Linked DNA regions of Homo sapiens: region 1 is linked to region 2. The links are chromatin loops, found by intact Hi-C in ENCODE. Cell type or tissue: A673. All regions are shown on one strand. Each heading gives the region's core, and the rest is flanking DNA. Links, peaks and the distances in the headings are about the cores only.

Evidence for each region. A loop is a pair of places that touch in the nucleus more often than their neighbours do. Peaks named below come from ENCODE experiments on the same cell type or tissue, not always from the same donor. Only the 100,000 strongest peaks of a DNase experiment are listed, where the experiment ranks them.
Region 1: a loop joins it to region 2, with 8 times the contacts of the local background. A loop is called at or near these places in 106 of 110 quality-filtered maps.

What each region holds. Positions count from the first base shown.
Region 1 is chr3:132,631,366-132,647,303 of GRCh38, reverse strand. It overlaps ACAD11 (acyl-CoA dehydrogenase family member 11), which reads left to right. Exons shown (of 20, transcript NM_032169.5): 2 at 2,408-2,507; 3 at 4,502-4,627; 4 at 5,171-5,332; 5 at 7,648-7,812; 6 at 15,825-15,938. NPHP3-ACAD11 (NPHP3-ACAD11 readthrough (NMD candidate)) reads left to right here. Exons shown (of 45, transcript NR_037804.1): 27 at 2,413-2,507; 28 at 4,502-4,627; 29 at 5,171-5,332; 30 at 7,648-7,812; 31 at 15,825-15,938. It also overlaps the pseudogene HSPA8P19. Among named protein-coding and RNA genes, the nearest start is that of ACAD11, 20 kb to the left of the region's middle. RefSeq lists a silencer at 5,854-6,044. In A673, for the core only: a CTCF peak has its summit at 4,861 (motif pointing right); a DNase peak (open chromatin) is centred at 4,883.
Region 2 is chr3:132,528,747-132,544,684 of GRCh38, reverse strand. It overlaps DNAJC13 (DnaJ heat shock protein family (Hsp40) member C13), which reads right to left. Exons shown (of 56, transcript NM_015268.4): 55 at 13,588-13,687; 56 at 5,653-6,509. The coding sequence ends at 6,403. Among named protein-coding and RNA genes, the nearest start is that of ACKR4, 61 kb to the left of the region's middle. In A673, for the core only: CTCF peaks have their summits at 8,296 and 8,503 (motif pointing left); a DNase peak (open chromatin) is centred at 8,454; H3K27ac peaks cover 806 bases.

The sequences.
Region 1 (15,938 bases), core at 69-8,068, 110 kb before region 2:
ATTCTTATATTGAGACCATCAATGGTTCTAGGCTATTTGGAGGCCTGATGGTTGGAGTAGTTAAATTTAGCAAGTACTGTATTGACAGTGTTGACAATGATCCTCCCATGCAAATGGGCTTCTGCAATTTTTTTTTGTCTTTGTTATAACCACTTTAGATACTTCCTCAAAAGAGAAACTTTTAATTGTTTTTGTTTGTTTTTGAGAAATTCATGTAACGTAACATTTAAAAATTTAACCGTTTTAAAGTGTACAAGTCAGTTGTTTTCCATATATTCACAATGTTATACAACCATCACCACTATCTAGTTCTAAAACATTTCCATCGCCCCCAAAGAAACCTCATAGTTCCCAATTTTTTCCTCCCCCATCCCTGGCTGCTACTAATCTACTTTCTGTCACTATGGATTTCCCTATCCTGGACATTTCATAGACATGGAATCACATAATATGTAGTCTTTTGTGACTAGCTTCTTTCACTTAACATAATATTTTCAAGATTCATCCATGTTGTAGCATGGATCGGCATTTTATTCCTGTATATTGCCAAACAATAATCCATTGTATAGATATACCACATTTTGTTTATCCTTTTGTCTGCAGACGGATATTTGAGCTGTTTCTAATTTTTGGCTGTTGTGAATTGTACTGCTGTGAACATTCATGTACAAGTTTTTGTGTTAATTTTATGTGTTCAGTTCTCTTGGATATATATGTAGAAGCAGACTTGCTGGGTCACTCTATCTTCAACAAGAAGCTTTTAGTTTTTTCTTTGTATTTCATTTGGGTCATTTACTATCATGAAAGACCAGTGCTTTATATAAGACTAGAGAACTGCCTCATCAAAAATGCATCCAATCAGATGTTTGGCATTTTTTAAAAAATGTGTTTGTAAGATTCATTGTTGCCAGACGTGATGGCTCACGCCTGTAATCCCAGCACTTTGGGAGGCCCAGGCAGGCGGATCACAAGCCTCATCAAAAATGCATCCAATCAGATGTTTGGCATTTTTTAAAAAATGTGTTTGTGAGATTCGTTGTTGCCAGACGCGGTGGCTCACTCCTGTAATCCCAGCACTTTGGGAGGCCCAGGCGGGCGGATCACGAGGTCAAGAGATCGAGACCACGGTGAAACCCCGTCTCTACTAAAAATACAAAAAATTAGCCGGGTGCGGTGGCGGGCGCCTGTAGTCCCAGCTACTGCGGAGGCTGAGGCAGGAGAATGGTGTGAACCCGGGAGGCAGAGCTTGCAGTGAGCCGAGATCGCGCCACTCCAGCCTGGGCGACAGAGCGAGACTCCGTCTCAAAAAAAAAAAAAAAAAGATTCGTTGCAATTGATGGTTTGCAGCATCAAAGATAAATTGTTCTATATCAATAAAGACAGCATAGCCTGTGGTGGTCCTATTTCCTGACCACTGGTGATTATCTCTACCTTCCTATGGTAAAAGGCACTCACTCAGGATTAGATGGTACCAAAACCAGTGCTCCTTGATATGATTGCCAGGGAGGATGGGTCTGATTTATAGAAGACATAGACACTGGGGCTGCTGCCAGACTCAATCTAGGCTCATGCTTGTTTTTTCCTGATGGAGGTTGGAGTCCTGGGAAGAAGCTCCAAAGATTTTTTTTTCTACTTTCTCCTATTACCTATTACCTTAAGGATTGATTCTTCTGTTTATTTAATTTAGGATCTCTCCTTTATACAGTTGGATTCTTCAAAAGTTGGGCGATTCTTAAATGCCCATATTATAAGTGAAGGAATAGACTGAATAGTTTTGGTAGCTGAAGTGTCTATCCTTAGTTTAGGTGAGAATTTCTGTTCATCTGGCAGGGAAAGTCAATGCCCTGGTGTCTGTGAGTTAGTTGGGCCAGCATTGCACTTCCCTGGGCCAGATGCTCACTGTGGGACCTCACTTCTCAGAACTCCCATTGTAGAGAGCTCAACTCACGCACTAGCCTTGTTGACACTTATGAGGGTTATCTCTCTAAAGGCAGATGAGGGGGCATTAAGCCAGCTGTTCCTGCATCTTTTAATTCATTTTCTGACTGATAACTAACAATCTCTTCTCAGATTGTTTATTTACTTAGATCAGTCATTGTTCTACAAGTTTACTTAGATCAGTCATTGTTCTACAGGTACTCCTGATAAAACTTAGGATTTGCAGTCAGGAAGTGGGGTCCTCTCTTCTACCTCTGTGAGTCACAGATTCTCCAGCTGCCAGTATGTTGCCATCTGCTTTAATATCATCTAGAAATTCATGTTGTGAGCTGCTGATAGCACCCCTCTTGATTTTCCAGCATTGAGATGAATTTATTTTCATTTGTTTCTTCTGACATTTCAGTAGGATTTGGGGATGACGGAAAACATATCTTTGTAATTGACCTTTTTTTTTTTTACTTTTATCTAGAGCAGGAAAGTCCAATCCAACCTTTTATCTCCAGAAGGGCTTTCAAACATATGTGCTCAGGAAAAAACCACCAGGTTCACTTCTTCCTAAAGCACATCAGGTATAGTATACAAATGTAATGATAAATTCTTTGGTGACAAATAAATGCTTTTAATACACACAAAGCCAATTTACTTTTAAAAGGCATCTTATGATTGCCAAATAATATAAAATATATTTTATTTCTAATGAAAATTTCCCTTGAATTATATCTTTTTTTGTTTTAAAAAATTATTTGAGGTTGAAATGTAAGTCTATCTTTAGGCTATTAATCTTGAACAACACCCAGTTCTTTTGTGTATTTGATTTTCCTCTACGTTGTTTGCTAGAAGTAAAATCAGCCAATGAATATTTTCAGTGCTACTCATCTGTAGATATTTTGTTTTGTTATATATTTAAATTATTATATGTAATAGTATCTACTCAGAATTATTTTAATATATTTGCTATGACAATCCTCTAATCTTTTGGTGATAAAAAGAAAGATTTGAATAAGTATTTTATAGTACTCTCTAAATATTAGACAGTGAGAATTCTAAAAGATTTTTGTTGAAAACTAGGTTTTTCTGTCTTGAGAAAACAGGTATTATCTATGGATTTTCAGAGAACAGGAGGGGACAGAAATCAAAGCACTGGGGAACATTAAAAGCACTGTGCGTATTTAGGGTATAGCCGTAATCATGTACAGCAGGTGCTTCCCAGGCCCAGGTCACTGGGGAAGGACAATTGTGGGGTAGGCTTAATACCACAGTAATAGAGAATGTAGATTCTATGGGACTTTCTTGGTCCCATATCATATTCCCAGAAACATGAAGTAAGTTGGATGCTTAAGATAAAAAAAAGTTGGGTAACTTTTATTAAATATCGATATAGTATGGCTGAAGGAAAATCCCCACCCGTGCCCCAATAAACAGTTTTATTTGTCTCTTTTCTTGATAACATCCCACCTGAACACACCAGAACAGGGCATAATGCTCTCAGCCCAAGTACAGCTGCCAAGGATCTGGAGTACTCTGTTTCAACTCCCTTCTGTTTTCTCAACTCTGCATTGAAAAAAGCAATGCTCCAGCTCTGTGATCCACTTTTTGCTTCTCTAACCCTTTTGCCCTCTCCCCCTTACCCCCTCCCCCTCGTTTCCCAACACCTGAGTGGTTAACACTTCTTTCCACAGCCCTTGGTACTGCTGGCTGCTCTCACCTTGAACATGGGTTTCGTTACTTTCCTCTTCCAGTTATTGCCACAGCCCCTGCTTTACTTCCTGATGTCAAAATGAGCTGCATAGCTTCCCCTCCTTAGAATGGTCAGTCACCATTGCCTGAGTCTGGGGCCAGGTGACTACATGTAGATAAGCCATCCTTACTTGGCCTGCATCAACAGCTCTGCCCTTGGGTCCTGAGTGATAGCCTGTGCATCTGTCCTAATTAAGGAAGCCATTTTTTCCTCACTGTCTTATTTAGGCTCCAGTTTGCTTCTAGCTGCCTACTTTCCTGCTAGTTATCTTGAGCTCCACAGCAGTCCTGAGTGCCAGGAAAGATCCCCATGCCCCTGCCCTGGAAACACATGCCTCCCTTGCTCTCCAGAAGGAGCAGGTACTTTTCCTTCCACCACCACTCACCTCTCACCCCCAGCTCTTTGTAGCTGACTGTGGCAGAGTGCTAGAATAGAGACTTACCTGAGCTTCCTTGGAAGACATGAAAGAGCGAGCAGCCAGCCAGGGAACTGCTGTGGAAAAAGGGATGTTTTATGATAAAATATGTGAAATATTGTGAACAGTAACTATTGCCTTCACATTATCAGAGCCAGGATTAAGTCTCATGCAGGTGCTCATCTTCTTATCCTAATTAAATTACATTTTTTAGTAGTGGTCTAATTTATAATCATAGTGATTACACCAAGATTACTATTAGGGAAGTTATTACTATTATCCTCTGGAGTTTGTGTTGATACTGTTTTACAGTTGTTTTCTAGCCTTAAGATTAGCTCATAAGTAGTTATTAAATTTAATTACAATTAAATCAGTTTCTCTGATTTTTAATGATTCATCATCCTATTTAGATTGATAGAGAATTTAAAGTCCAGAAAGCCTTGTTTTCAATTGGATTCCCCGTTCCCAAGCCTATACTGTACTGCAGTGATACTTCTGTCATTGGAACAGAATTTTACGTAATGGAACATGTGCAGGTAAATTAACACTTAATCTTATTTTGTTGCTTTTACTTTTAATTATGAAGTTAATTAAGATGTTTTATTATGATACTTAATAAATGATATAGTTTGTTATTTAACATTTTAGGTAATTAGATTGCATTGCAAAGGTTTACAATTTTGTTCAAATTTGAGCACTTACAAAGGGAGGGATGGAATAGACAAGAAACAAATTTAGTAATTAGGGGGTATTGACTTATTCTTAAATTTTCCTCTAGGTGTCAGTAAAGAGCTATCTGTAATGGCAATAACCAAATTGTCCATAAGGTAGCAGGGAAAACAGACTCCACATAGGTCAAGCCATTAAGAACAATAAATTCAAAATGTGTTTTAAATTTTTTCTGTAAAATAGTTGAGAGTAGTTTTGATGTTTATATTCATCTTGGCATATCCTTTTATTTTCCCTTTGGCATGTATACTCTAATATTAAATATGTTTCACAAATGAATGTTTTTCTAGTATATTCGACAAAGTATTGATTATACACATTTAAATAATCTGTTGTAATCACTTCCATAGGGTCGAATCTTCCGTGATTTAACAATTCCTGGACTTAGCCCAGCAGAACGTTCAGCCATATATGTGGCCACGGTAGAAACATTGGCTCAGTTACATTCCTTGAATATACAGTCACTGCAGCTGGAAGGATATGGTATAGGTGCTGGGTACTGCAAAAGACAGGTAATGCATCCACATTAATAGCTATTTTTTTCAAGTTCTTGTAAATAATATACCTTATTAGTCAACAAAAAAAGCTATTATTGTATAGTTTTCTGAAGCTTGGCCATGACTTTTAACATTGTCCTTCAGAATGACTAGTTTTTAGTATAAAATTATCTTATGTTTTTATATTAGGTTTTGTTCAGCAAAATCTTCTGTTTTAGACTCTTAATTTTCCAATACTTTTAACTATACAGTTTTTTCTTCTTCTTCTTCTTCTTCTTCTTCTTCTTCCTCTTCCTCTTCCTCTTCCTCTTCCTCTTCTTCCTCCTCTTCTTCCTCCTCTTCTTCCTCTTCTTCCTCCTCTTCTTCCTCCTCTTCTTCCTCCTCTTCTTCTTCTTCTTCTTCTTCTTCTTCTTCTTCTTCTTCTTCATCATCATCATCATTTTGAGACAGAGTCTCCCTCTGTTGCCCAGGCTGGAGTGCAGTGGTGCAATCTCTGCTCACTGCAAGCTCCACCTCCCAGGTTCACGCCATTCTCCTACCTCAGCCTCCCGAGCAGCTGGGACTACAGGCTCCCGCCATCACGCCCTGCTAATTTTTTTGTATTTTTAGTAGACATGGGGTTTCACCGTGTTAGCCAGGATGGTCTCAATCTCCTGACCTCGTGATCCGCCCGCCTCAGCCTCCCAAAGTGCTGGAATTACAGGCGTGAGCCACCATGCCCGGCTTACAGTTTTTTCTTTCTCAATTGGACTAGCAGACATTTATTAAGCTTGACTGTGTGTTTAATACCTGCTGAGTACTGTGTTAAATATCAAGAAAAATATACAATAGGTTCTTCCCCACAGGAACTTATGGTCATTTTTGAGAGACCTGTACATGCATGTCATTCACGAAACCTGAAAATGGTATAAAAGAGTGTAAAATCTAGTGGTAAATTGTTTGATACTCACCATGATTCAAAGGGTGGAAGTTGGGATGCCCTTGCTTATATAGAGAAAGCTTCCTGGGAGAGATATCTTATAATGAGTATTTAAGGAAAGATAAAATTTGGAGTGATGGAGATCATTTTAAATTAAAGGAAAGCAATACTAGATATATATGGGGCTGCTTTCCTTTGTAAGCATATCATTTTGTGGGGGTTAAGGAAGAGAAAAGGGAACTAAAGTTTAGAGTGTACTCACTATATGCTAGGTCCTACATGGCAGAGTGAGTTGTCGGCCTCTCTTTTTTGATCTTTACAACAACTCTAAGATATAGGTATTATTACTCCCATTTTGCAGATGAAGAAAGGGAGGCTTGCATCAATCAAGTAATACACAAGTAAGTGGCTTAGATATAATTTAAACCCAGGTTGATATGACTAGATAAGACCAAGTAAAGGTCTTTGCTCTATTGCACTAAGTTGAGCAAAGATACCTCGGGAAATGGAGATAAAAAAGCAAATAAACAATATGGTCCCACCTGTTGGAGGACTTTACGAGTAAGTTGATTTGTTTGCATTCAATTCTAAGAACAATAGAAGATCTTTACACTATTCATACCTGTAAAATATTTAGAAAATTCTGTGGGTAATAAGAAAGAGTATTAAAATGAAAAGTAGGCTGGGCGCGGTGGCTGAAGCTTGTAATCCCAGGACTTTGGAAGGCCAAGGCAGGCGGATCACGAAGTCAGGAGTTCGAGACCAGCTTGACCAATATGGTGAAACTCCGTCTCTACTAAAAATACAAAAATTAGCTGGGTGTGGTGGTATGCATCTGTAATCCCAGCTACTTAGGAGGCTGAGGCAGGAGAATCACTTGAACCTGGGAGGTGGAGGTAGCACTCCAGCCTGGGCAACAGAGCGAGACTCTGTCTCAAAAAAAAAAAAAGTAAATGTCTTCTTTTTTCTTCTAGTCCCCATATTCCCTTTTTCAGGGGTTACTTATTTCTCGTGACCCTTTCCAGAGATTATCTATGCCTATATATTTGTGTGTGTGTGTGTGTGTGTGAGAGAGAGTGTGTGTGTGCGTGTGTGTGTTTGTATGCATTCTTTTTTTTTCTTCTACAAAGTAGTTGCTGAATAAAGACTAGAACCCATATCTCTTGATCCCTAGGCCAGTATTTTTCTCTTGATAAAAAACTAGGTAAGTAAAATGGAACTATATGGAAAAGAGACTTAAATGTTTAAGGTTTAGGCTGATTTGAGTGTTTTAGGATGACAGGAGTATCACCAGCATGGGTCTTAAGTATTTAGGAGTAAAACAGCATTTGAATTTTGTTTTAATTTTAGAATTGCTAGATCCTACATTCCAGTTTCAGCTTTACCATTTTTCTTATTTATATGTCTTTAGGTATCAACCTGGACAAAGCAATATCAAGCTGCAGCTCATCAGGACATCCCTGCCATGCAACAGCTATCGGAGTGGCTAATGAAGAACTTGCCCGATAATGACAATGAAGAGAATTTGATTCATGGAGATTTCAGACTAGATAACATAGTTTTCCACCCTAAAGAGGTACAGTTAGCTATGTTTACAATTAATTGAGTAGGTCTGTTTTGTGACACAGTACTAAGTAAATGCTCCCCCCAGAGCACTGAGGGAGCCCAACCCACTCCCTGTTCCCCTACAGCTCAGGACTGTCGTCACCACTCAAAATTTTTAGAAAGGAGTCCTGCAGATTTTCCAGCATAAGTTAGCTGCCTACCTTTGAGACTGGTTCTAATCCCAAGTGGTATCTGGTTTACTGCTTAAAAGGATTTGGGAATTTTACATGCATGATGCTGTTTTCTTCAAATAAGTTTTCATCTACTAGTTACAATATTTAGCTTATCCATGTTCTTGCTGTTTTTTCTGGTTCATTTATACTTCTTTGGGGTTTTTAGCCCTATCTCATGAAGAATTTATTATTTGTTTATTATAAACTCTGAGAATAGAGAATTCCAAAAGCTTCTTGAGGCTTCAAAAGAATTACATGAGATTAATATAACCTTGCTCAATGTAAATGTGCATACTGTATTCTTTATAAAGAGTATAAACAAATGAAAGCTGTAATCCTCCACTGAGCACCTACAATGAGGCCTAGGATTACAGTATAGTAGGAATGAATCCTGCTTCTGAGAGGAGGATTTTCTGGGTTCATTAGTTTCTTAGAATGCTAAGATGTTTTAGGGCAGGAAGAGCTAGTGGCACTGATGAATTCTGAATTCTAACCTTGTTAATTATCTACCCTGAGATTAGAAAAATTAAATATGCTAATTTATAATCTAGATAATTATAAAAGCATATGCCTGAAAACATAGCAGGATCTGGCCTGTATTTGATCTGTGTCATTTAATTAATATTTTAGTCGAGTCTACATAATATTGAGTCTCTATAGTAGATAACAAATTAGAACCCACTAGACTTGGAGTTCCTTTAAAACAATGACTGTATCTTATTCATCTTTATATTGCAGGTGCTTATATGATTCTGATGAATCTATGTTGAAGGGATTAATTTTAGTTAATTATTCACTAGCAACTATTTCCATCTCATAAATTTATGCTTAACTTTCATTCCCTAGCAGTGTGAACTTAAAGCATGTTATTCAATCTCTCTCTGTGCCTCTATTTTTATTTTAACTTTTTGTTTTGAAATAATTAGAGTCCCCAAAAAAGTTGTAACAGTGTTATAGTACAGAGAAGTCCTGTGTATCCATCATCCAAATTCTGCAAAATGGATATTATACAACTATGGTACATTATCAAAGCCAGGAAATTGACATTGTGTACCTTTTAAAATTGAAAAAAAAAATTCTGAGTTGCTGGGCAGCTAAAATGAAACAGTCAATGTGGAGCAACTAGCTGGTACCTGGCACATCAATGATGCTCAGTTTATTTCAGGTACCCTCATTTTTCCATTTTTTCCCCTTCATTTTTCTCTCTGACTTTTCTTAGACTACTTGTCAAGCTTCTTCAGAAAAATATTAGGGTATAAGTAAATGCTTCATAATATGTACGAAAACCTAAACAGTGGTTGTAGGGGATAGAATTATAGGAGACATAATTGTACATTTCTGTAATGTTTAGGGTTTGATGTTTTTTGGTTTTTATTTTTAAAACAACAGCATGTTTAATTTTTGTCATCAGAAAACACAACAATTAAGAAAGAAGAATAAACAATTTTAAATGACAAACCTTCCAGGAATGTGTGGAGTAAGCCAGTAAAGGAAACTACAGGATATGGCAAAACGAAATTATTTTCTGTTACTTATTTACAAAGTATTTAAAGCATGTTTGGGCAAGTATTTCAGTAGCACAATAGGCTCACTGCAATGTTGAAAAGAAATCCAGTTTTCCTGGAAAATGTTGATTTTCCAAATATAAATTTTACCAGTAGAGAAATGTTTAAGATCTTGGAGTTTAATGTAAAATCTGCATATTGTCATTTCAACTTGAAAAATATATTTAATTAGAAACATCCATTGGAACTTGTCAACTTCAGTGATCTAGAAATTGAAACCCCTTATTTTTGACCTCACCCTCTTTACCTTCTGTTCTTTTATTTCTCTGCATCTTCCCTGAGACACTGCAAATTTGATTGCTGTTAATTTAGAATCCATAAGCCCTTCATGACTTCACTTGACTTCTTATCCTACATAAGCCACATGGTCATAATCAGTCATCTCAAAAACTACCTTTAGTATCAATTTCATTAATAATTTTTTGACTATAGATGTATGCAAGTAATGTAAGAATTATAAAGTGTCCTGACCTTAGGTTACTTATTATTCTAGAATCTTCCCACCCTGACTTTATATCATCATTATTATTATTATTTTACTTTTTATTTTTTCTAATAACCCTACAGGGGATGTCCATCACCCCTTGACTTTAACCAGTTTCTAGCCCTAAACTTGAATCCTCATATTTTTGCTGCAGAATAAAGTCGTGAAGTAAGGTTAATTGGATCTGGGACATTTTTATGCCACATGATTTTATCTAGGCTGTAACTTCATCTCTTAGTAAAACCTGTGACATTTAAAAAATGGCTTTTCTAAATCTTTTCCCTTCTTCTCAAACTCTCACATTTCTTGTCCCATCTCGGTTCCCACTCTCAGCATGTGGTCTTGTCTTCTACCTAACTCATCTTTGTCCTTTCAGTCATTTTCCAGCATAGCCTGCTTTCTAGGAATTACACCATGCCCCTCAAAGTTCTCTTTATATTGTTGAAGACATTTTCGTCCGCTACACAATATCACCTGTATGCAGATTGATGGGTGATATTTTTCTTTAGCCTCATTGCCAAGAAAATTTGTCCCTCTTGAGCAGCTGGTTTGTTTTTGACCTGCATACACTATAAAGATTGTGACTGACCATGCTTCACACTTTATTTTACCCGCTATAAAATTCAAAGCAAATTTTACTACCCACACTAACAACTATGCATGTCCTATCACATTCAATTATGTGTAATAACCTTACTCCTAGCTTCATCTTTTCATTACAAATTCTATTATTTTCTTCCCTGCCTTCTTCATCTACTGTTTGTTCTGTTGGATTGTATGTATTTTTTGTTTGTTTCGAATGCCAATACACATACATATTAATAAAATTCAATGGTGTAAAAAGTATACATAAAATGAATCTCTTTATAAAGAAGATAATTTAAAAAACTAAAAGCTTTCTGTTGAGCTGAGGTTTCAGAAAAACTATCAAAAATAATTTTACTAATAAGTTCCCTAGCAGCAGTAAGACGAACTAGTAAATGTCCAGATCAACCACTAAAAGTTATGTTGAGCTTTTAATAACTCTCAACACAAACAGGCATCAACAGGACTCTAATTAGCTATTGCTAATTAATTTGCACTAATTTATGCAATTTGATGAGCCATCAGCTTTTCTCACTGGCTGTTGTTTTATAGCTTTGTGTTTTTACCCCAAAAATGGTTCAGATATTCTGAAAAGTAACTCCAGAGAAGTTTCCCAATTGTATTAAAAAAGAAAAGTAATCATTTATAGCATAAGTAAGTGCCTCATCTTTACTTTGGATGTTAAAAGCATAGATAACAAATAGAATGATGTAAGAGAAAAATGCATCCATCCTCTTCAGTAGTTTCACAAATCTAGCTAGTATAGTAATTTATAATACTTATAATATTATAAATTTATAGTATAATATAACCACAATAAAAGCTCTTATAAAGTCATAGAGAAAGGAGTGATCAATTTTTTTCCACAGTAACAATGGCAAAGTTTTGATTGCCTTGCTATATATGCCAAGCTCTGAACATATTCATCAAATAAATACATATTGGCCATCTGTTGTGTGCCAGGTTCTTTGCTAGAAACTCATACATGAACTATATGTGCTACCCGCCCATTTAATCTTCAAACTAACCCTGTGTAAGAGGTGTATATTATGGCTGAGAAAATTGAGGATTAGAGAGGTTAACTAACTTGTCCAGAGTTATACAGCCAGCAAATGGTAGAGCTAGGGTCTGAATACAGGCCTGTCTGATTCCAAAGCCCATATTTCCACACAAAGCTACAAGAATGTGTGTAAGTTTGCCAGAGGAGCAAGGGAGTGCAAGCACACACAGTTATATGGAGGCATGAAACCCAGTAACTCATATTACCCAAATGGGGTCTGCAGTTTTATGTAGCTTGGATAACTTGCCTAGAGTATTGCTGCAGCTGCCTCACTGCCCACCCCCCATAGTATATTGAAATCATAGTAGCCAGAGTGACCCTCTTAAAATACAGATCATGTCATATCACTCCTATATATAGAACCCTCCAGTGAAGGTTCCCCTCTCTGGACCTCATCCATCCTGCCTTAATCCCTTAAAGTAACCACAGCCATTTCTGTTAGTTTGGTGCAATACCTTTTCAACTTTGAGTATTCATTTATAATCTTTTTCTTTATTTTTTTATTTTTTTATTATTTTTATTTTATATATATTTATTTTTTATTGTACTTTAAGTTCTAGGGTACATGTGCACAGCGTGCAGGTTTGTTACGTATGTATACATGTGCCATGTTGGTGTGCTGCACCCATTAACTCGTCATTTAGCATTAGGTATCTCTCCTAATGCTATCCCTCCCCACCCCCCCACCCCACAACAGGCCCCAGTGTGTGATGTTCCCCTTCCTGTGTCCAAGTGTTCTCATTGTTCAATTCCCACCTATGAGTGAGAACATGTGGTGTTTGGTTTTTTGTCCTTGCGATAGTTTGCTGAAAATGATGGTTTCCAGCTTCATCCATGTCCCTGCAAAGACATGAACTCATCATTTTTTATGGCTGCATAGTATTCCATAGTGTATATGTGCCACATTTTCTTAATCCAGTCTATCATTATTGGATATTTGGGTTGGTTCCGAGTCTTTGCTATTGTGAGTAGTGCCGCAATAAACATACGTGTGCATGTGTCTTTATAGCAGCATGATTTATACTCCTTTGGGTATATACCCAGTAATGGGATGGCTGGGTCAAATGGTATTTCTAGTTCTAGATCCCTGAGGAATCGCCACACTGACTTCCACAATGGTTGAACTAGTTTACAGTCCCACCAACAGTGTAAAAGTGTTCCTATTTCTCCACATCCTCTCCAGCACCTGTTGTTTCCTGACTTTTTAATGATCGCCATTCTAACTGGTGTGAGATGGTATCTCACTGTGGTTTTGATTTGCATTTCTCTGATAGCCAGTGATGATGAGCATTTTTTCATGTGTCTTTTGGCTGCATAAATGTCTTCTTTTGAGAAGTGTCTGTTCATATCGTTCACCCACTTGTTGATGGGGTTGTTTGTTTTTTTCTTGTAAATTTGTTTGAGTTCATTGTAGATTCTGGATATTAGCCCTTTGTCAGATAGGTAGATTGCACATGTTCTCCCATTTTGTAGGTTGCCTGTTCACTCTGATGGTAGTTTCTTTTGCTGTGCAGAAGCTCTTTAGTTTAATTAGATCCTATTTGTCAATTTTGGCTTTTGTTGCCATTGCTTTTGGTGTTTTAGACATGAAGTCCTTGCCCATGCCTATGTCCTGAATGGTATTGCCTAGGTTTTCTTCTAGGGTTTTTATGGTTTTAGGTCTAACATGTAAGTCTTTAATCCATCTTGAATTAATTTTTGTATAAGGTGTAAGGAAGGGATCCAGTTTCAGCTTTCTACATATGGCTAGCCAGTTTTCCCAGCACCATTTATTAAATAGGGAATCCTTTCCCCATTTCTTGTTTTTGTCAGGTTTGTCAGAGATCAGATAGTTGTAGATGTGTGGTATTATTTCCGAGGGCTCTGTTCTGTTCCATTGGTCTATTACTCTGTTTTAGTACCAGTACCATGCTGTTTTGGTTACTGTAGCCTTGTAGGAGCTGGTACCATTCCTTCTGAAACTATTCCAATCAATACAAAAAGAGGGAATCCTCCCTAACTCATTTTATGAGGCCAGCATCATCCTGATACCAAAGCCTGGCAGAGACACAACAAAAAAAGAGAATTTTAGACCAATATCCCTAATGAACATCGATGCAAAAATCCTCAATAAAATACTGGCAAACGGAATCCAGCAGCACATCAAAAAGCTTATCCACCATGACCAAGTGGGCTTCATCCCTGGGATGCAAGGCTGGTTCAACATACGCAAATCAGTAAACATAATCCAGCATAGAAACAGAACCAAAGACAAAAACCACATGATTATCTCAAGAGATGCAGAAAAGGCTTTAGACAAAATTCAACAACCCTTCATGCTAAAAACTCTCAATAAATTAGGTATCGATGGGACGTATCTCAAAATAATAAGAGCTATCTATGACAAACCCACAGCCAATATCATACTGAATGGACAAAAACTGGAAGCATTCACTTTGAAAACTGGCACAAGATAGGGATGCCCTCTCTCACCACTCCTATTCAACATAGTGTTGGAAGTTCTGGCCAGGCAATCAGGCAGGAGAAAGAAATAAAGGGTATTCAATTAGGAAAAGAGGAAGTCAAATTGTCCCTGTTTGCAGATGACATGACTGTATATCTAGAAAACGCTGTCGTCTCAGCCCAAAATCTCCTTAAGCTGATAAGCAACTTCAGCAAAGTCTCAGGATACAAAATCAATGTGCAAAAATCACAAGCATTCATATATACCAATAACAGACAGAGAGCCAAATCATGAGTGAACTCCCATTCACAATTGCTTCAAAGAGAATAAAATACCTAGGAATCCAACTTACAAGGGATGTGAAGGATCTCTTCAAGGAGAACTACAAACCACTGCTCAATGAAATAAAAGAGGACACAAACAAATGGAAGAACATTCCATGCTCATGGATAGGAAGAATCAATATTGTGAAAATGGCCATACTGCCCAAGGTAATTTATAGATTCAATGCCATCCCCATCAAGCTACCAATGACTTTCTTCACAGAATTGGAAAAAACTGCTTTAAAGTTCATATGGAACCAAGAAAGAGCCCGCATTGCCAAGTCAATTCTAAGCCAAAAGAACAAAGCTGGAGGCATCATGCTACCTGACTTCAAACTATAATCTTTTTCTTTAAGCATAAATTGGATCATACGCTATATACTATTCTACAAATTGATTTTTTGGCCATATGTACAGCCAAATGAACATAAGAAATGAACAAAAGAATGTCCTGTATTCTTAATATGAAGATATATATTCCCTTTGGGCGGCCAAGGCGGGCGGATCATGAGGTCAGGAGGTCGAGACCATCCTGGCGAACATGGTGAAACCCTGTCTCTAGTAAAAATACAAAAAAAATTAGCCGGGCGTGGTGGCGAGCACCTGTAGTCCCAGCTATTCGGGAGGCTGAGGCAGGAGAATGGTGTGAACCCGGGAGGCGGAGCTTGCAGTGAGCAGAGATCGCGCCACTGCACTCCAGCCTGGGAGACAGAGCGAGACTCCGTCTCAAAAAAAAAAAAAAATACATATATATATATTCCCTTGATACATACTGTTACAAGGTAGAATGAGGGAAGCTTTCTGTTTTATTGGTTCCACATTACATGATTGTTTTATGTTGCTATATAATGGTGGATTTTATATTTATAAAACTAACAGTATCTTTTATAACAATTATGCTTTGTATCTACAACATGAAATAACTTTTAAAAGTACCATGGATGGAGTAGTACATTTGTTATACAGTTAGATTAATTACTAAAGTAAATGTTTAATGATGCATAACATGGATTATTAAAATATAAGTAATTCACTATAATTCCTTTTTATCACAATTACTTCCAGTTGAGAAGTTTTAACTGCTTTTGCATCTGCTCATTAGCAGAGATATTAAGGCTGTGTAAAGTAAAATGAGAAGGACTGATGGCCAGCGATGGAACCAGAGGACTTAGCTCTATATAATCAAGGCTAATTGGCTATTTTATAAATGAGATATGCCACTGTGGGTAAAGACCTGAAATTGACTTTTGATGGAAAACATGATTTTGAATGTGTTCAATGTTATTTATTTCTTTATTATACTTGTTTTAAGTTTTAATGTGTTACAGACCTCTTTATTTTTAATTACAGTGTCGAGTTATAGCAGTGCTGGATTGGGAGCTGTCAACCATTGGTCATCCTTTGTCAGACTTAGCTCATTTTTCCCTGTTCTACTTTTGGCCAAGGACAGTTCCAATGATAAAT
Region 2 (15,938 bases), core at 5,483-13,482:
CACCTCTGACATTGGGACTCATAAAACAAACCCCAGAATGAAGGTCTCAGAAGCAGCCTCAGAACCAGAAGTTTTTCTGACCTTCTCCTACCTTCCTGTCGCTCAGTTCCATTCTCTCCCAAGGCTAGCCACAGAAACTAGAATCTCTCTTCCCCAAGGTGGGTCAGAAACCAGAACCTCTTTTCCCCAAAGCCAGCCATAAAACCTAAAGTTATTACCCTTTCCCTCCACCTTTCTATGTAAAAACTGGCCACAAAGAAATGATCTGACTTACCTTGTTGGACTATAGCTCAGAGGACCCCTATTCCAGAGAAAGACCCGCCCCATACCCAGAAGGAAGGACTGCATGCTCGGATAGGCCAAGAAGAGTCTAAACAGACCTTGCTGGGTTTCCCCATGCAGTCCCTTAGCATTTGATCTTACCCTTTTGTCCAATCATAAACACAGCCAATCAAAGTATGGCTGTCAATATTTTGTTGAACCTAAGCATCAAAGTGAACAATTTCCCCAGGATCTTTGGGCTTTCATTCTGAAGGCTCCTGTGTATACTCATTAAATAAATTTGTATGCCTTTTCTCCAATTATTCTGCATTTTGCAAGTTGATTTTTCAGCAGACCTTTCAGAGGGTGAAGGAGAAGTTCCTTTGGCCTCTTCAGTGGCATAGTCTTCCTTACTGGGAAAGTGCTTGAATTTTTTATTTTGTTCTCAGCCCCTTTTCAAAACTAGTATTTCTTTTGGGATCTAAATTTTTTAGATAATGGGCTCCCTGAACTGGGTCTCTTTTGTCTACTTTTCCATCTTACTCTGCTTCTTCACAAGATTTCCTCAACTTTCTCTGTCAATGTCTTCTATTGTTTTTCTTCTATTTTTATTAAAAAATTTTTAAGACCTGATTTTCTGTGGAAAAAAATTTTTTTTCAAAGTGGCATCCTGTTTTGTAGATGCAATGCTTATCTCTGAGGGTATGGTTATACAGCTTTCTTTTCCAATGCTTTCTTCTTCCTAGTGTCCTCCAAAATTTCCTTTTTTTCTTCCTGTTTTGGCCTCTTTTCTGCTTCTACTGTCATACCTGGAGGCATACACCTGTCAGCATTCACACTAAGGGCTGCCTTCAAAGGCTCTCCACAATGCTCAGTTGCTTTAGGCAAGTCCCTGCCACTGGAAGGGTGTGCTATCATCCAGCTGTTGTATCAGTTGATAAAGTTTTCTGCTCCAAACTCTAGATTTGCTTACTCTGAATTCACCTTGATCATTTTAGGGCTGACAGGATTGTCCTCAGGTCAGCTCTTACCTTTAAAGCTGGGAAAAATGTTCCACTTCCTGCTTTGGAATGCTGGGAAACCTGATACATACATACGAAAGGCTATTTTGAGTTGTGTAAAATACTAAAATGTGAGATTGAGGTTTGAGCTTAAGTAAGTGAAATGACTTTCCTGAACTTATGCATAGCTAAATATTTGTAGAATTACTTCCATATGACCTTTCCTTTTGAAGACAAATGACTCATTCTTTCATTGACTCAAGCCACATCTTCGTAAACTTTTCCCTGAAGTAGAGACTGAGGGCATGAGGTTCCTCTTTTCCTGCTCACAGACATTGGTTAGGGGTCAGGGAATGAGGCCAATGTTCTTTGTAGACCTTAGGTTTTTTTTATCTACTGCCATTGGACAATAGCTGAAAACTCTTCATACATAACTGCATAACTTATAAACCATATTCCTTTTCAATGTTAAAAAATTTAAGCACGAACATTCTTATTTGTGTAAATAACAGAGTTTTCATGAACAGCTCTGGGTCTTTCTCTTCTCTTACAAAGTTATTTCCTTAAATTGGGGATTTGTAAAAATGATGGAAATGTACAGATCTTCTTTCATAAGCTTGATGGCAAAACAAACGTTTTAAACTGGCCACCCTATTTCCTGTATTCTTGGGGCCCTGGAACCCACAGTAACCTCACCCACCTTTTACTCCTTAAGTTTAGAAATTAGTGGTCAATAATCCAGATGTGAAGTTCTTTGCTTTAAATGCTAAATAACATATTAAACAACACATGTAGTAACAACTAGTAATGGGAAAGCATTGATGACAGGAGAAATGCCTGAAGTTTCCACTACAATAGAGGAGTTAAATAATTTATTTCACAAAAAATCATCTATGGGAAACAATAATTCTGGGAAGTGATCTAGTTCTGAGGTTTTTAACTGGGGCGAGAATGGGACTGAGTTTTCGGATATTTTTAAAATATGCGCTTTTGGGCATTTTTGCATAAAGGTTTTACACGTATTTCAACAGATTCTTAACATCTTACCAAAGTAAGATTTCCTGACCAGATCAGGCATTTTATAGATGAAATTAACGCCCAATGTCAGAAACCTAAGCAGGGCAGAATCTGCCTGACAAGCCAGTGTTCTTCCTTGACACAGCATCACCAAGCCCAGCTCCTCATTCCTAGACGCTCCTGTCTACAAGGTTGACACCCTATTAGGTGTTTACATCTATTATTCCTGATCTCCCGAACATCCCCACAAAGGAGACATTAATGACCCCCACTTATTGGTGACAGCTCCAAGGTCACTTGGTGGAGGCCAGAACCACAGCCCAGGTGGCCCCAACTCGGTCCATACCAGCTCCAAGATACCTTACTTCCATTCTCCTGCCCTAATTTAAACAGACTGGGTGACACAAGTTAATGAGTTAAACACTGAATTCAACCAAAATCCACACAAACATTTGGGGTTAATATGAGGATGGAATCAATATCTTGGGCATCCAGCAGTGATTCTGATTTAGAATCAACACCTTGGGCATCCAGGCGTGATTTCTGATATAACTTGGATACTCAAAACTTAACATGTACTCAAAAACAAACAAACAAAAAACTGGAAACACTCCCAGGAGCCAGGCAGTCACCTAGTTCTAACTTAGTGGGCATTCCAAGTTTTGGTGTGTGCTGTGGGCCAGCCTTAGGGGTCTGCCTCCCCAGCTTCAGGACAGGCTGTCAGTTGTTTCTGAAGGTGCTTGAGCTGAATTTATACCAAGTCCCATCAAGGCTGAGGTGGCTCTGGCTCTAACCAGCCCTTTGTCCTACCAATCTATGAGCAAACTCTCTTCTTGCTACTGGTGCTCCAGCGAACACTATGTATTAGTCTGCTTGGACTGTCATAACAAAATACCATAGACTGGTGGCTTAAACAACAAATTTATTTCTCACAGTTCTGGAGGCTGGGAAGTTTAAGATCAATGTGCCAGCAAGTTAGCTTTCATTCTGAGGCCTCTTCTCTTGGCTTGTACGTGGCTCCCAGTGTGCTTACGTGACCTCTTGGTGCAGAATGTCAGGTGTTGGGAAAGGAGGTAGTGGGGGAATTTGGGGGTACAGGTAGGCTCTCTGGTGTCTAAGGTATTATCCCCATTATGAGGGCACTACCTTCATGACCTCATCTAACACTAATTAATTACCTCCCTGAGGCCCCATCTCCAAATACCACTGGGGGTTAGGGTCTCACCCTATGAATTTTGGGGGAAGATACAACCATTTAGTCCCTAATGACTAACTTCCCCGAAGTCCTTGTCCTCCCCTCTCCCATCACAAAAGTGGCATGAGCACACATGTGACCATGCAACTACATATTGCAAAAGGAGTTCAGTCTTTTAAAAGAATACCTAATTAATAACTCATTGGACAGAAAGCACATACATCCAATTCCTCATAACCACTGGTTTTTATCTTATTGCAAGGGGAATGAATTTGATTTTTTTGGCCTTATAACACCCCTATTTAATTCTCATAACACCCCTTTGAGGAATGGGCTCAGAATGAACCTTATAGATAAGGAAACAAAGAAGTCTGCCTTCCTTGGTCACACTGCTACTGGCCAGTAAAAGGAGGGCCATGCCTTCCCAAAAACTCAAGGAGGCGGTGAAATTCCTAGTCAGAGTAGGTTGCAAGAAAGTTTATCTGCAACTTTTTTTTCACAGTGCTCTTCTCAAAATCCTAATAAAGCTTATTTACACGATATTCATCATATAATGAACAATTTAAGCATGAGAAGGATCACAGAAGTTCTAGACTGAAAGGGATTCTTGAGCTGAGCATCTGGTGATGATCCTCAGTGGACGGACGAGGGTCCGGCATGGTCTCTTGCCCATTTCCAGTGTTCTGCCTCTGCACTGCTCCTTAGATGGACTGTGGGTTACTAGAGTGTATCTCTGAGTTTTGCTACCTCTAAACAGCCCCTCTCCCAACAAACGCACCAAAGTGATCATTCCACACTGCTGTTTATTTTAAAATACAGATCTCATTCCTGAATCACTATTAGGTTTGATGTTAATGCGTCAGCTTGGCACTTAGGACACCGTCCAGCTGGCTCCTCCCTGGGTCTCAGGCTGGGTTCTCTCTGGACCCTTATCCCCCAGCCATACCAGACAACCCCCACCCCTCCAGGTGTCCTATATATACTTTCCTGTTACCCTGCTCAAGCTGTCTTTTATAACTCAGGACTGAGGCAAACGACTTCATGCTTAAATCTCAGATAAAGCCTCCACCCTCAAAGATCAAAACTCAGCTTTCCCCATCACAGACACTTGCCTGACATTGCTGTTGTCTTCATATTATGGCTCAGAATACAGACCTCAGTGTCACATAAGAGTTTTGATTTCTTACTCTGTTACTTACTAGTTGTGTGACTTTTAGTAAGCTGCTTTACTTATCTGAACCTCATGTTCTTCACCTGGAAGATGGGAATTATATCAGTACCAGGCCAACAGGTTTGCTCTGAGGATTAACTGGCCCACAGGTTCGTTCTGAGGATTAAATGAGATTATGCAATACTTAGCAGACAGTAAATATTCAATAAAGGTTAAGTATTGTTGGCATCTAAACATCAATGATCGTAGACTAATTTAACGGGCCTTTAACTATTGTATTCACAATACTTATATTCTTAGTATTTAAAAGAAAACATTGCTATGTTGATTTATGCTCTCCTAAATACCTAATCCCAATTTAGCTGTTATAATTTTTTAGTGAACACATTTTTATACCCAACTATTGTCTAGAAACTAAAACCCTAGTTACATATTAAAATACTTCCATTAACATATTACTCTATAATCTGTTAGAGATGATAAACTTGATGCAGAAGTTTGAATTAGTGATTTGGAATAGGAGTAAGTTTCCATTTTGGCTGTTCTTACACATCAACTGTGGAATAAACTTGGTTCTTGCTTTGAAAGGAAACTTGGAAGTGTGGGTATTTCCCCATTCTTTAAGAACTGTTTGTTTATATTCTCCATGTTTATATTTTCTTGTAGTTTGTGGTCACACTAGAAAATCTATGTGCTGAGATTTGTTACTTGAAAAATCTTCTGGCTATTTAATTTTCTCTTCTTAAAAATAGTAGAATTAATGTCACATATTATTAACAGCCTGACCCATTCCTGAATGTTGTATGAAAAATAAATGAGATGCTGTGTCTGGAAACTTAGATGTGGCTGAAATATTAAAGTTAGGAATGATTAGATTATGTTAATGCAGCCATCTATATGAAGAGTTACGAATGTAAGATAACGTCTGTTTAATACTACATCTGTCTTAGAAATAAAGATAGATATATGAGGTCTTCAAACGGAAAGATTAAACTAGAACAAATATATCTCATTAACAAAGCAGTCAATTCCCTTTATTTTTAAAATTTTATGTACACATATGAATGATCTGTATAATGTACATTCAATATAGAAAGCTTTATATATTTGATAGTGTATAGAACATTTCACAATTACACTCATCTTTTACATAACATCTTGACATCCATTTTTAAATTTTTTTGCACAAGCTCCTTTTCATTCAATTTGGTAAAGCCAGTTATACATACTAATGTGTACTGTGAGCTTTCAGAAGGTTAATGATTGAGGATGCCAGTGAAGGGTGCAGGGACAAAACCTAATAGTCTTGGATGGTGGGGGGAGGATGGCCACGCAGACTTGATGCAGGAGAGGGAAATATTCTTTCCTGGGGAAAAGTGACTTAGCCCAATTTTTGTTGACTGTAGCTCAACCCTACAGTCATGCTAGTTCAAAAAAAAAATTACAAAAACTAGGAAGAAAGTTTTGTCTTTTTGATTCACAGTTTTGTAAACAGATATAAAGGAACAAATGTGCTTACATACACCAAGAAAAAAAAAATTCTTGTGTACCCACTTATGTTGATCCACAGAGTGCTTTCTTATAATGTGATACAATTAGGATCACTGACTTTTTTTCCTAAAAATATATTTATAGAAAAAGGAATAACACTGTCATGAAACCAGGAGAAAGGCAGTAAGAGTTTGCTTCAACGTATCAGCTGGAGGAATGTGGACTTGGCACTGGCCTTTCAGCGTTTATTGTCTCTCGTGAATATTTCAAGTCTGATAGCCAAGGTCGCCTGCCTCATGGTCTACAGGAGGTGGCAGGTTAGACATGACTGATGTAGATGTACCTGCGGTAAGGTAGCCAGCAACTCCAGGTCCTGCAAGAGAGAAAGGTAAACACACACCTCTAGAAAGCAGTCAAGTGAAAACATTGACCTTTATAAAAATGTCAGAACCTGCTCAGGCACTCCATCACACAAAACTAATCATCTATTTCAATTACCTAAATTACATCTATACCTTAATAAACAGCTACATAGTACTATTTTCATGTTTGCCTACACTATAGACTAGAAATCATTTCAAAATGTATGCTGGACAGTAACACTGGTGTGGAAATATGGATAAAATTTTCTTTCTTACATTTGGGAAATTCAATCTTTCAAAAAATTCCGAGCACTGAAAAGAACTATGTCGAATGGAAAAAATGGAAACAGACAGACAAAAGAAACTCTACACTCAGCTCATCCAAAAGTCATATGTGACAAAATTCAACATAAACACTTCTGTCAACACTCAAACTAACCTATTTTCATTTGGTGCAAAGAAATGCTATTATAACAAGTAACACCAAACGAACAAGGGTTGCTAAACCAAGGACTCTGAAAAAGAAAAGGCTCTGGACATCCATCTGTCATAGGTTAAAACAAGAATGCTATGTGAAAGGGTACTGATATTTTAGTCTTATATTTCTCCCTTGATTCTAACAGTTTCTATTGCATGAAAATGCCATATATGCCAGCATTTATCGAGATGTGTCCTATGGGCATATTAATGGCTTTAGCCCTCTAGAGTTTATTTTAAACATTGCATAAACATTTAATTACATCTCAGAAGCACTGCACAAACTAACAAGTACTTGCAAGGGACACTGTAGCATAATACTGCATACTGAGCAATAGTTTTAGCTGAAATTGTAGGAAACAAGGCAAACAACTAAGGAACATTGAGGGTTAGGACTAGAAAGGCAGTGGGAGCGGCATGCATTTAGCAAAACATTTCTCTACCTGCTTCAGAGAGCTACACAGAAGTTAGCAAGCTGCCTGGCAGAGCGGATCTAAAGCCCGCTCCTGAGGTGAAGGGGGCTGCTGCCAGTTAGAAGGGAAGGAGAGACACCTGAGGGGAAAAAAGAAATATAAGCAGCAAGGGAAGTTGTGAGGAAGTGCAAACAGCAGAGTAGTTTGATGAAGGTAGAAACAGGGATTGGTGGAGGACAAAAAGGCCACCATTCAGATTCATCTTGTTTTTGACCTTAAAAGTATTGGTACTATGGATGTGAAATGGCTTGTATAGATACATAGGCAGAGATGACTCAGCCTGTGTGAGCTGTAACTGAAGCCAACCAGAGTGCCCAGGTACTTGGAACGCTGTACTTATAAAAACCTTGTACTTGTAGAACTTACAAAAAATATTTCTCCTTTTTAAGGTACTGTGGGAGCCTGCATCTATCAACTCCTGCCTTGAGCCAATCAGGATGCCAGGCCTTTCACAGTCTGCTCAGGAAAAAGGCCACCAGGTCAACAAACCCTTCTGACAACGCAGTTCAGAGCTACAGCAGCACCCTGTGATCATTTCCCACCACCCTCATATTCTCTGAACTTTAGGCTGCAGCATGATTACTGCAAAACCATCCAGTAGGTGTCATCAAAGATGTAACCCTTAACAGTAAGACCTCAAACACTCCAGACTGTGTAGTTTCTGAGCAATTCTGATTGTGGGCTCAACTTGGTTCCCATCAAAATAGTAGGTTACAAGACCAAACCATGAATGCTGCATCTAGAAAGTGGATTAATGACGCAGTTCTCAAACTGTGTGCTGAGGCACCCTGGGGCATTGCTGGATATTTATTTATTCCCTTTGCCCCTCTGTGTGTGTGTGTATTTAACAGATGGGGGTCTCACTATGTTGCCTTGAACTCCTGGGCTCAAGCAACTCCCCTATCCAGGCCTTGAACTCCTAGGCTCAAGTGATCTTCCCACCCCAGCCTACTGAGTAGCGGATTCGGCCTGTCCATGTGGACTACAGTTGCCTGCCACATCATCCAGCTAACTGCTGGGTATTTTAAATTTGAAACACAGCGCCATCTGCTGACCACCATACAAACAACTACTTTCAAGTTGTCTTGCAATTACTTCATAAACTAAATTATTAGGTATTTCTTTTGGCTTGGGGACGGATGAAAAAATTACTGAGCTATTAAGGGCACTGTGAACTGAGAAAATGTGGGAACCTCTGAGCTAAAATCTAAATGGTGAAATGATGGGCTTAGAAGGAAGAAACCAAATTTTAGTACCATCATTTGCCTCTTTAGGAAAGGCAAATCAAAATCAATTCCCGGATAGTTCTACAAATGAAATCCGAGATGCTCTCCCCAGGACCCTGGCCTCTCCTTGAGGATGTGTCTGGTTTCTTGGGGCTAAAAGGTGCTGCCTGGTCATTTGCACAGAATAGGGCAGTTGTGTTCTTCAGAGAAAGATGGGAAGAGCAGGGGCTGCCAGGAATGGGCATGTGGCAAGATTGCACAAGGCTGCTGGACTTCAGAGAAATGAGAAAAGATGGAAAATTTACAGAGAATCCCACAAAACTGAATTGGCTACCACGATGAAATGTATATGTGAAAAGTTCATCTCCAATTCTGGCTCCTAGAAGCATCTTCACCCTGGCCTCTGTTCCTTTTCCTGTTGTTCCTTCTTTTGCTACTGATTTTCTAGGTTAGGTAATTTGAGGATTTTCACTGCTGAAATTATTTTTTATGAGGCTCTGAGACCATCAGCACCAAGCTGTTCTAGAACCTAATAAATGGCTAAGTGATCAAGGGCCCTGGATAATGAGTAACCACAATTTATCTGCATCACAGGAAAAATTCCACTGAGGCACCTTTAAATAAGCATTTATCATAAAACAAAATATGCCAGGCTAGAGAACCTATGGAAATAGGCAGTCTCATTTAAATTTATCAAGATTGAGTAATCCTACCTAGGACTTTAAAATTTTTACCCCAAATCTTGGGCATGTGACTGAATGACATTTACTCAGCAGCCAGAGAGAAGAAAACGTAGTTTTGGTCATTTTTATCTTACTTTGAAGTAGTAATTAACTCCTTTGTCTTTCCCCATGTCCTAAACAAAATCCACCTAACCTGCCAAACTCACCTAAAGATATCAGTTAGAAGAAAGGGTTGGTGATGTGTGTTGTCACAGCAACCTTGATTTCAATGATTACAGAGGGGCTGGGTACAATCTGTATCTTCTGAAGTTTGGGAGTAGCACGGGGCACATTTTAACTAAATGAAATTCCAATTCAACACAACACTATAAATTCCTGGAGTTCCACATCATGGGATTTTATCATTATTAGAACTACATGCCCCTTTTATCAAACACATGATACACAATACATCAATGAAAAGCTCAAACACAAAAAACATTTGGCAACTCAAGCAATGAGCACACATCAATCCAACTGGCAGTAAATTTACCTAATTTATCTCTTAATTTGCCTACATCATCTGTAGTTAGAGGATGTAGGGCTGACATCTTATATACTACAATTTCAGGCAGACAGCAAGAGTTAGAAGCTTTAATTCTTGAAATAGTTCTTTCATTTTTAATGTAACTTAATTTTTTTTGAGACAAGGTCTTGCTCTATTGCCCAGGCTGGAGTGTGGTGGTGAGAGCTCAGCTCACCTGTGACCTCCACCTCCTAGGCTCAAGAGAGCCTCCCGAGTAGGTGGGACTACAGGCATGCACCAACATGCCTGGCTAAATTTTTGTATTTTTTTATAGAGACGGGGTCTTGCCGTGTTGCCCACGCTGGTCTGGAACTCCTGGACTCAAGCAGTCCGCCCACCTTGGCCTCCAAAATTGCTGGGATTACAGACATGAGCCATTGCACCTGGCAAGTTGGTCCTTTCAAATAGGACAGACTAGAGCTGATGAAAAAATTTCCAGCAACTGACATCGCTAAAAAAGAGCATCCCAGATTGATAACATGCTCAGAATTTCACAATTCTGGGGTCAACAATGCTTACAGCTTATCCAGACTGTTCTACATGGACACGTCTGCAGGCTTCAGTAATGGCCTTCTGGAAGACTCATTATCTCCATGCCCCTTCCTGGTTGGGTTTTATACCATCTCCCCATTTGGCCAGACCTGTACAGAACTTGCTGTCCCTTAAGCCGGCTCAGGGATGGGAAGAAATTTGTATACCCCAACTTTTCTTTTTCCCTAACCTTCTTCTAACCCCTTCACAGCCACTTTTCATATCTCATTCAGAAGCCACCGCATGGATCCAAGTAAAAGGAAAGGCACAGACAAGAAGCTTTTTACTGCCTATACCTTTTCCCTATAGTTACTAAAGCATGTGGATGGGGGTGAGGACCAAATGAAGTCCAGGTTTCTGAAGATAAACCCCTATTTCTTCTGGATTCTAACCACAGACCTTTTGGTTCACACTCTGTAAGTCAAGGACATATGTTTTTTATTTCATCAAGTTAAGTCAAAGAATGATAGATAAGACTGAACAGAAGAATTAGAAGAGGCTTTCCTGTAGAGAAGCTTATAATATACACATTACTATTCTTCAGGGCCAATTTACTCTTAGTTAAGAAAAATAAGGCTGACCAGGTGCAGTGGCTCACACCTGTAATCCCAGGACTTTGGGAGTACCAGGCGGGTGGATCATTTGAGGCGGGTGGATCATTTGAGGTCAGGAGTCCGAGACCAGCCTGGCCAACACAGCAAAACCCCGTCTCTACTAAAAATACAAAAATTAGCTGGGAATGGTGGTGCACACCTGTAATCTCAGCTACTTGTGAGGCTAAGGCAGGAGAATCGTTTGAACCCGGGAGGCAAAGGTTGCGGTGAGCTGAGCTCATGCTGTAGTACTCCAGCCTGGGCAACAGACCAAGACTCTGTCTCAAAAAAAAAAAAAAAAAAAAGAGGGCGGGCATGCTGGCTCACGCCTGTAATCCCAATGCTTTGGGAAGCCGAAGTGGGCAGATCACCTGAAGTCAGGAGTTTGAGACCAGCCTCTACTAAAAATACAAAAATTAGCTGGGCATGGTGGTACATGCCTATCATCCCAAGTACTTGGGAAGCTGAGGCAGGAGAATGGCTTGAACCTGGGAGGCAGAGGTTGCAGTGAGCCAAGATTGCACCATTGCACTCCAGCCTGGGTGACAGAGCCAGACTCCGTCGCAAAAAAAAAAAAAAAAGCCAGGTGTGGTGTCTCACGCCTGTAATCCCAGCACTTTGGGAGGCCGAGGTGGGTGGATCACCTGAGGTCAGGAGTTTGAGACCAGCATAGCTAACATGGCAAAATTCCGTCTCTACTAAAATAATAATAATAATAATAATAATTACAAAAATTAGCTGGGTGTGGTGGTGCAAGCCTATAATGCCAGCTACTTGGGAAGCTGAGGCAGGAGAATCACTTGAATCCAGGGAGCAGAGGTTGCAGTGAGCTGAGGTCGCACCACTGCACTCCAGCCTGGGTGAGAGAGCAAGACTGTCTCAAAAAAATAAATAATAAAATAAAAATAAGGCAGATTTTTTTTTCAATCATACCATCCTTATACAAAAAGTAATGAATGTAATGCCATGAAAACGTGGTATGTGAACTTTTGGACATAGGCTAAAGAGGTAAAGTTTTTATACTGCCTATAAGAACAAACTCCTACTTAGAAGCTATAATTTTAACACCAAATCTGAAGAGAGATATGGGACAGACTGAGAACACAGTCTAGGTATTTTTCTCCATAGATATGAGGGACAGGGGATGGAAAAGTTAAAATAAAAACCTATGACACTGTTCTGAACAGGACATGACCTGCAGCCAAAGCACTGCATGTTTATAAATTTTAGGACTCTGCTCCAACTTTAGGAGTGTCAATATTAAAGTGGTTATGGTGAAGAAAAAAAAGTGTCACACCAAGTTTAAAATTAAAACCAGGTAAAATTTCCTCCAAAGCCTCTAATTTTGAATATTCAAGATAAAGTCTTCATGATCTTATAAACTTCTATACTAGCAATCAAGATTAAAACAATTACAATGGCTTAGAAACCCTGGGTGATAATTTTTTCTCTTAGTTTATCATCTTTGGTTAGGAGAGAATGCAGGGCTGACATCTTTTTATATACTACAATTTCAGGCAGACAGCAAGAACCGCCTCATATTCCTAAGGTTAATTTCAAATTAAGAACTTTTATAGCAGACTAGATATTGCCTCTTTAGCATTCAGCAAGAGTCTGACTTATGTTGAAGCCTATATGAAAATGACTATTCTAAAATTATGCAATTAGTGTGTCAAATGTTCTGAGTTTTAAACATAGTATCTTTTGAAACCAAAGCAGTAAAACATCCTTTCATTCATGATACCTATGTATTCCACCCCCATAAAACGACACACCCTAAATATTTAGCAAAACCATAAACAAATCACTGGAAACTTAGGAGAATATCTTTTTTTTTTTTTTGAGGCAGAGTCTTGCTCTGTCGCCCAGGCTGGAGTGCAGTGGCGCAATCTTGGCTCACTGCATGCTCTGCCTCCCGGGTTCCCACCATTCTCCTGCCTCAGCCTCCCGAGTAGATGGGACTACAGGTGCCCGCCACCACGCCTGGCTAATTTTTTGTATTTTTAGTAGAGATGGGGTTTCACTGTGTTAGACAGGATGGTCTCGATCTCCTGACCTCGTGATTCACCCGCCTCAGCTTCCCAAAGTGCTGGGATTATAGGCGTGAGCCACCGCGCCCAGCCAAGAATATCTTTTACATACAATTATACATATTTGGAGTTTTAATCTGTTATTCTGACAGATATGGAATGATGAATCATGTTTCTGACACTGATATTCCTCAGCAGATATTTATTCCTTCTCTTTACAAGATAAATACTTTAATACAGACATGCTCCAAATATATTCTATGACCCAATTAACTGGATCAAAACTGAACAAAATACATGCTTTAGTCAGTACCCATTCAACACAACAACAGTTTGCATGCTATATAAAGCTAAGACCATATGTCTACTACATGCTCATAGCACCTCCAAGAAAGGTCAGCTGGTAGCCTAAGAAACACTCTGAACACAATTTTAAGTCTATTTAGGGCAAAAGGAAGGTCCAAGTGGCTTCTGCCAGGTGTCTTACAATAACCAATTAGGTATGGCTTACCTGTGAGGTATCCTGCTGTTTGTGACTCAGAAATGAACAAATCATGTTTCTGATCTTTGAAGGCACTCCAGACTGAAGAACGGCACAGGATTTCATTCACCTAGGAAAGTAAAACAAGCCCTTTGAACATAAAATCAAGGACTGGATGTTGGAAGACAAAAAGAAAAACCAACTTCCAAAGCAACAAGGAAGAAGGCCAGTGAGGAAAGACCCAAATATGGAGCAAGAACTAGCATTCATCAAACACTCCATAGCAGGCACTATGCCAGACACATCTCATTAAGGCAGACCCAAAGAAGTCCTCAAGTCAGTCGTCCCTCTGAAGCTGGACTCTATTATTTGAACCTACAATTACCGACTTATATGTAATTCAAGGAGGAAGATACCTATGCAGAGTATTTTCTTGTGACAGTAACAGATGGCTGACAGTGTATGGGCTGATGAGCTATTCCTGAGGAAGGAGTTTGGGGAGAAGGTACAGCCAAATTGAGCTAAAACTTAAAGCAGTGTTTCAAATTATGAGCTGTGACCTAAAGAGGTTTATGAAACAATCAGGAGTGTTGTTGAAAAAACAAAATTGGTCAATATAGAAAGCATCAGAGTATCAGAAGTAAAATGAGGACTTGTATATACTTGAAATACATACACATATATGAGTATAAATAATACATGTGTGGGAATATGCACTAAACTAAGATGAAAGACATTTCTGTGTGACAAAACATTTAGGAAATACCACCTTAGTGAATAGCTTTTGCACATCAATGTTCATATCTAGTATTTACTGAGCACCTCTTATGTGGTAGGCACAGTGAACACAAAGATGAGAAAGACAGACTGTCTCTGAAGTGCTTACAATCTAGTAGGGAAGACAGCGTCAAATAATTTTGTGGTAAGAATTAAAGTAGGGTTATACAAGGGGACCATGTGAGTCCAAGGGAGGGGGGCACCTGCTCCAACCCGGGAAAGAAGCAGTAGTGGAAGTGATTAGTTGTAAAGCTGGTAGGGGAGTTCCTATTTAGAAACTACTATACCTCTTTCCTCCCCTCCCTTGGGTGTAGGAAGTGGGTGTCAGGATTACTTTGCTAATTTCATTACCAGGAATCCTGAGGCAAGTCAAAGACAAGACAACTGCTGCAAGTGGTACGCAGGAGAGCCTTTGCTTGGCATTTAGAACACTCATAGGCAAAAACCAAGAAAATACTTCTAAAAACACATCAGTTAATGACTGCAGCAATACTGCAGTCTCTTCTTTAATATCTGCAGAAGTGCTGCCTCTCTTCTTTAATATCTCTTTTTTTTTTTTTTTTTGAGACAGAGTCTCGCTCTTTCACCCAGGCTGGACTGCAGTGGCGCTATCTCGGCTTACTGCAAGCTCCGCCTCCTGGGTTCCCGCCATTCTCCTGCCTCAGCCTCCCGAGTAGATGGGACTACAGGCGCCTGCCACCACGCCTGGCTAATTTTTTGTATTTTTAGTAGAGACGGGGTTTCACCGTGTTAGCCAAGATGGTCTTGATCTCCTGACCTCGTGATCCACCCGCCTCGGCCTCCCAAAGTGCTGGGATTACAGGCGTGAGCCACCGCGCCCAGCCTAATATCATTTTAAATCATTTAAATGATCATATTGATAGAATGACAATGGTATGAAAAATGTTTCTTTACTTGAAACATACAAATCCAGTAAATTCATTACCGGGAAGCTGTAGCTGAAGTCAATTAAAACCTATGGAACATTAGTAGGGGAAATAACCCAAATGTCCATCAATAGATGAATGGATAAACAAATTGGAGCATTTACGTACAATGACATATTTAGACATAAAAATGAAGCATTGGTAACATGGATGATGCTTAAAAACATGCTAAATGACAAGATAGACACAAAGGGTCACATATGTATGATTATATTTATATGAAATACGCAGAAGAGGTAAATCCAGAGACAGAAAACAGATTGGTGGGTGCCAAAGGTTGGGGGAAGGAAGAAAGGGAGAGTAGCTGCTGAATGGGTACAGAGGTGATGAAAATGTTTTGGAACTAGATACGGTGGTGTTTGTACAACACTGTTAATGTCCTAAATGCCACTTAACTATTCACCATAAAATGGTTAATTTTATGCTATGTAAATTTCACGTCAATTAAAAAAAAATGAGCATTAGTAGATGGGGCTATATAGTACACTGAATGAGGAACTCCTTAGAGGAAATAATAAAAATAAAACCAATGAGGAAAATTAAATTACTGAACAGGCCTGAAGTCAGCAAATACGTGCAGCTGAAATACATTAACACACATAGGAAAAACAAAGTCACGACCAAAGAAAAAAAAAAACCAACACTTTTTAAGCACCA